2 separate regions of the Homo sapiens genome follow, and region 2 is linked to region 1. Evidence: chromatin contacts called from ENCODE Hi-C or POLR2A ChIA-PET data. All regions are on one chromosome and are shown on one strand. The core of a region is the stretch at or near the end of the contact, and the rest is flanking DNA. Distances in the headings are between cores, read along the strand shown.

Region 1 (3,044 bases), core at 194-2,693:
CCAAATTCTGATCAGAACCCCAACACCCAGGCCCCAAAGTCAGTGTACGCGCTGCGCATCTCCGCGGCTTTTTCAGTGGTGGGTGCAAACCACAGGCACCTCCCGGACTCCTTGGAGGTGCTGGTTCCGGCTGAGCCTAGTCCCCCACCCCACCCCGAATCAGGGGTTTACCAAGGGTCTCTTCAAAGTGGCAGCCGCACTGTGAAAGTGAAACCAGACACTTGAAAACTGTCTTTCCTCTCTCTAAGGTTGCTGGCTGATGGAGCCACCGGCAGGGGTCCCGGGGGTGCTAGGAATTCTGATGGATGTTCTCCGAGGACCCTTCGCTGCTCTCGTTGAGGGGCGTCTCCGAGGTCTCCTCCAGCTCATCGTCTGCCCCCTCCTCCTGAATGGTGAGGTGCACGTCCGGGGAGGAGGACTCGGAGCTCACGCTGTCCCCTTCCATGGAACAGAGGGTGCAGGACAGCGCGGGCGCCACGCTCTCCTGCAGCATGTTCAGCATCAGGGGCACCTGCACCGACCTCAGGCCCGACACCACAGGCAGCGGCTTCATGGCCTCCCCCCAGAGCCGCTCCTCGTCTTTGTACAGCAGCAGGAGGCTGGACTTCTTCTCCCGCCTCTTGGATTTCATGTAGCCCAGCATGATTCCGATCAAGAAAATGCCGTAGAAGGACATGACAACCAGAATGTAGAAGTACTCGTTGCCATTGCCGCTGCCGCCGCCGGCCGCACGGGACTCCAGGGGGCTGCTGGAGGCGGCGGTGCCGGGGTGCGTGCTGTTCAGAGGCTCCATTTTCAGCATTGAGGCTGCCTCCACAGCAGGGGCTGGGGAAAAAGCCGCAGGTTAGAACTCTCCCCCAGGTCCTGGGCACAGGGAGGTGGGGGAGCACGAGGTTTGTGGAACTGCAATACCAAAAAAGCTTAAAAGTGCATGAAAGAAATAGCATAAGAGGGTTCGCCAAACAGCTGACAAGAGTGAGCTATGAGGGCTTGGAGTGCACGGGAGAGAAGCCCGGGAAGGTTCACTGGGAAAAGTAAGAAGGACTTTTTTTTTTTTTTTTAGTGTACACATTTGTCCTGTTTGTAGTGAGCAGTATTACTTTGATTAAAAAAAAAATCAATGTAAGACAGGAGCATACAGTAAATAGTATCTTTAAAACTGGGAAACGTATTTTAACTGAGCAGAAACAAAGTTTACATTGTGTTTCCAAAACCAAACTATTTTAAATTCAAAACAATGTTTCCTTAGAACAAAGAAAAGCAGGAAGAAAATAAAGGAAAAAAATTCATCTATTAATTGGCAAAAATGTCCCTCTTTCAAATGTTTCTGAAAGCAAAGTGTAGCCTTGCTGACTTACCAAGGCTGACAGTTTGTCCCAAGTTTTGAATTCCCAAATCGTCCAGTCCAAGAGGGTTCTTCTGCTCTGTCCGGCTCTGCGCTCTGACAACTCCGCTGCTGCAGTTGGGATATATAGTCAAGAAGTGCATCGTCACGTGCTCTGGGAGGAAAATTTACAACAGAGATTGATCGTGGCAGAGTGAGCAGTGAACTGAAAGCACTGCAGTTCAACTCCCTGAACTTTGCAGCTGTGAAAAGTGAAAAAGACTGGGAAGTGGGAACTGCTCCTCAAGCCCCAGCACCCGGCCAGGGTTTTCAGGTAGCGGTGACGATGAGTGAAAAGAGGAGAAAGGGATGTGCTGTGCTGGAACCGTTACCCCAAAGTCCGCGCTCACTGAAAATTAGCTCATGCTTCGCGCGGCTCCTGGGGAATAACCATTATTGGGCTACAGGTTTTCAGAGGCAGCTGAATCCCATAATCTGGATGAAAGACAGTTGGAAGCAAGTGCGGGATTTACAGTCAAGGAACTGGGGCTTCGGTTTCAGTTCTTCCACTCCTTATGCAAATAAGATAAATCCTTCCTTAACCTCTCCGCACCTCACATTCCTCGTCTGTAAAATCGTTGTGCCTGGCGGGGGGGGGGGTCTTCTGCAGGTAGGATTATATAAACCACGTGACCTTTTGAGACCCTTTCAGCTTAACCCTTCTAAGATTGAAGGCTGCCTGGTGTTGCTTAGCCCTCTAAAAGCAGAGATTCTAGCTGCCTTCCACATCAAGGTCACAAACCTATGTTTATAATAATTTTTTTTTAAAAGCTCCCACATTCTTTTCAGTGGTCTGCATTAAGTGGAAACATGTTGTCGTAAAAGATACTATGGGCAGGTTTTGTTCCGTCCTGCCATACACAGCTGCTCCTCTGAAGCCTCATGCGGAGGCTATTGACACGTCTCTTTGCTGTCTCTCGTAGGTCAGGGGAGGAGCAGGACTATTTCAGAGTGCAACTAAGCACAGTTCAAGTTTTTTAAACCTCGGTAGACCCTGTGTTTAAATGGCTGCTGTGATCAAAATTGGAAGAGGAATTGCAGGCTTTAATGTCAGTCTCTCTGCTCCCTGGGCTGCTTATTCTGAGGCTTTCATGCTAAGTGGAAGGAAACTGGGAGAGATCCACTCCCTCCAGTTGTCTGTGGCCTGTGGATTGCAGCCAGACTGTCTTGTGGGCCAACTCTAAAGGAAACATCTCTCATGGTTCTGCTGTAGTCAAACTGACGCATGCGACATCCACCTGACCTGCTTGAACATATATAGCTTAGGCACTGGAATTTTCACTGCTGCTACAGGAACCCCCCTGGGTTTGCACCTGATCCTGATTCTAAGAAGACACCTGGAGGAAGAATAGGAAGATGAACTGAATGCTGCCATTTTTCCCACTTGACTACTCACCTGTGTTCATCCATAAATCCCCAGCTGGCACTGGAGGTACCAACCATCGACCACTCCAGCATCACGATCATCCATACAGTGGAACTGTGCTCACACCAGTAAAGATACCCTCACCATTGTGTTAATACGTAAAACCCTCCATAGCTACCTCAGCCATGGTAGACTTGGTCTTTTCAACAGGTGTCCATCATAAACACTAGAACACTTCCATCTATATCTAAGCCTACACTGGAATGTCTGGGACACTAGAACAAGATGGGCCCA
Region 2 (3,044 bases), core at 387-2,886, 670 kb before region 1:
GGGTACTCGGAGTTAAAAACCAAAAGCAAAAATTAAGATGGTGATTAAGTAAGTTTATCTATCACCCTCAACAGCTGCAAAACAAATTGTACGATGCAATGAAAAGTTAATATATCCAAAAATGCCCAAAAGAGGGATAAGGACTCTTATGCAATAAAAATTCAAAGAACTGAGTGATTAGTAGGTGCTGGAGTAGCCAGACATATGACTTGCATCAGGACTTCAGAGGTAAATAGCCCATTTGTGGTGGTCGTAAACAATTTAGGTTTCGCTGGTGAATTAGCTATCCAGGCTCCTTGAAAAGAGAAAGATTTAGAATGAATTCGATGACACTGCTCAGGGGCTTACTAAATTAGAGAATAGCTTACATGGGAGACCCCAGGACAAATACCTGGGGGCTGAATTGTGTGACAACCAAAAAGTTTCCAAGGACAAATTTGAAATTTGACTATTTGCACAGGGATGTCAGAGCTTTGTTGGATGATGGTACCCCGTGGGTGCCCTGACATACCTGAAGCTCTGTTTGAATAACGAACACAGTGAACAGTGAAATGGCCCTTTGCATAATCTGGGAAAGTCCTTGGAAATCCTGATGTGAAAGGCAGACTGGAAAAGGTCATTGTTGAGATTTTCCCTCCCCTCCCCTCCCCTCCCCTCCCCTCCCCTCCCCCCTCCCTCTCTCTCCCTCTCTCTCTTTCTCTCTCTCTCCCTTCCTTTCTCTTTCTCTCTTTCTTTCTTTCCTTTTCTGAGGCACAGTGTCACTATGTTGCCCAAGCCAGTCTCAAACTCCTGGGCTCAAATAATTCTCCCGCCTCGGCCTCCCAAAGTGCTGGGACTGCAGGCATGAGCCACCACGCTCAGCCACTGTTGAGATGTTGTAAGCAAATTGTTATGGAATGCAACCCCAAATTCATATATTGAAACCCTAACCTCCACTGTGATGGTAGTTGGAGGTGGGACCGCTGGCGGGTAGTGAGTTGATCATGAGGATGGAGCCCCCAGGATGGGATTAGTGTTTTTTATAAAAAGAGATTAGTGTGCTCTCCTTCCTCCCAACCCCTTCTCTGTCAAGTGAGGATACAACAAAAAGATAGCCACTTGCCAACCAGAAAGAGGGCTTTCACCAGACACGAAATCTGTCAGCAACTTGATCTCAGACTTGCCAGGCTGCAGAATGATGAGAAATAAATGTTTGTTGTTGAAGCCACCCAGTCTATGGTATTCATTATAGCAGCTCAAACAGACTAAGATGCAAATCAATATAAAACACTCTGTGAAAAAAAAGAAATGCTTTCAATATTTTCCAGTGAAAAAGAACTCATAATAAGGATTTGACATTGTTTGACAGGAAGGAAGGCTTCTGTTTCTAGTTTTTTAGTTAACTTGACAGTGAAGTTCAAGTTTGACAGTTTAAACTTTCTTTGGTTTGAAATCATCATTGCCAGGTGGGGGAAGAGGAAGCAGGACCCACACAGGACTCAGGAGGGCATTTAGGTCATTCTACCCAGGCCATTGCCATTCTCTTCCTACTCCTCTGAAAGAAAGGGAGGCTTTGACGTCAGGCGTGGGTGAGTCATCTTTCCTCCCAGGGCCTCCGGCTGGAATTTGCAGGCTGTCTTTGCAGCAGCTATTCTGTTAGTCATTCACAAAAAAGCATCCTGGAAAAGCTGAAGGGAAATGCTTGGATGGACAAGTGATTAAATTTCTATTTTCATGGCAGAGAACCTGCTGGCTTGCTCACAAAAGCAGCTGCATCCAGTACCAGGCACCCCAAGGGCACCCGGTAAATACTTGTGGATTCATTGACGAAAAGATCTGCTGGGTTCTCTTAAATCTTGGTGTTGAAACTGAATTTTCAGATACGATTATGTGACTGGTAGATAAGGTTTTGTGCCTATTTACTTCTCCATGCTCAAATGTCAAATCAAATTTATTGGGTTTACATAAAGAGGTTAGTAACATTGCTGGCCCTACTATCATGAACATTGTGAAAGGAAAATGAATAAGGCCCTTTCTGAAGCTTTATCTGCAGGGGTACATGTGTGGGATTCAATGGAAGGAAAGTTGAACTGTGAGCTAAGAATGATTGTCTCTTTTGCTCCAGGAAGCCCTCAGCAATCATTTGATCTTTTTTGAGAATCTGTTAGGGAAAAGAATAAAAATATCTCCTTACCTGCCAGAAATGCAGGGAAACAAGAATGAAGCAAAAGGAAGAGTATGAGTCCTACATCCTTCCAGCCTGAGACAGGATGTATCCTTATTGCTTTGCCTGCAGTGAACTGACAGGGAATCTGAGATGCACAGAGGCATGGTGAATTAGCCAGAGAAGTCTAGCAACTGCAGCCTGAGCCCTCTTCCCTTTTCCGTCTCTTAGGCGATCTCCACAGCTTTATACACGATCTACGTCCATGACTCTTAATTAGATTTCTATCTCTAGTCCTTCTCCTTCTTCACATATATAACTTTGTGCTTTACACTTTTATGTGAAGTTCTGGTAGGTATTTCAAACTTCACATTCGAACTCAAACTCATGACTTTCACCTCAAGCATGCTCCTCCCTTGTCTCCCTTAGGAGGGACTACCGTTTACAGTTATCTAAGCCAAAAAGTCTAGGCGTCATCCTTGAATCCTCTGTTCTTTTCATCCCCCATGAGATACAATTTGGTATTAAGACAAATTCTTTCTCTGTTTCTTTCTCTCTATTTCCACTGTGAATACCCTAGAATAAACCATGCTCCTTTCTCACTGGGTGGACAGCAGTCACTCTAGTCTCTCTTATTTTACTCTTGACTTCTATTGATATAGGAGTTAAGAAGAAATTACTTAGGCAGATAGTGAGGGTACTGGAGTCCTCGATAAGATTTTCCTTTTTAATGAAAAGCAGCCCCAAATCATTTTCTAACAAACAACAGCTTGTAAAATCAAGCTGCAGACATAGACAAGCAAGCTGGAAGATTGCAGGGATGAATCCCAGTAGAAAAGCACTATCTGGGACTAGGCATGTTCAAAATGGCAGCTTCATCTTCCCTTCCCTTTGCCAGCCA

Evidence for each region. Hi-C counts contacts between places; a loop is a spot of excess contacts on that map. ChIA-PET counts read pairs that join two places held with the same protein, here RNA polymerase II (POLR2A). Pooled maps may share reads with other maps.
Region 2: a map of A673 shows a loop between it and region 1 (2.8-fold over the local background). The contact joins the enhancer-like site here to the promoter of KCNE4 in region 1. A Hi-C loop is called at or near these places in 3 of 168 maps with a recorded cell type or tissue (A673, ascending aorta and chondrocyte) and 3 of 50 pooled maps. POLR2A ChIA-PET finds 5 or more read pairs at or near these places in 1 of 52 experiments (A673).

Annotation. Positions count from the first base shown.
Region 1 is chr2:223,050,589-223,053,632 of GRCh38, reverse strand. KCNE4 (potassium voltage-gated channel subfamily E regulatory subunit 4) reads right to left here and starts at 1,443. Exons shown (of 2, transcript NM_080671.4): 1 at 1,359-1,443; 2 at 1-825. The coding sequence starts at 802. The coding sequence ends at 290. RefSeq lists an enhancer at 588-1,135.
Region 2 is chr2:223,724,268-223,727,311 of GRCh38, reverse strand. No RefSeq gene overlaps it. Among named protein-coding and RNA genes, the nearest start is that of AP1S3, 110 kb to the left of the region's middle. RefSeq lists enhancers at 455-1,122, 818-2,017. Within about 2 kb of position 1,636, at least 25 of the 41 ENCODE cell types and tissues checked have a DNase peak (open chromatin) inside an H3K27ac peak, as active enhancers do; they include A673 and ascending aorta, where a contact is called at or near this core.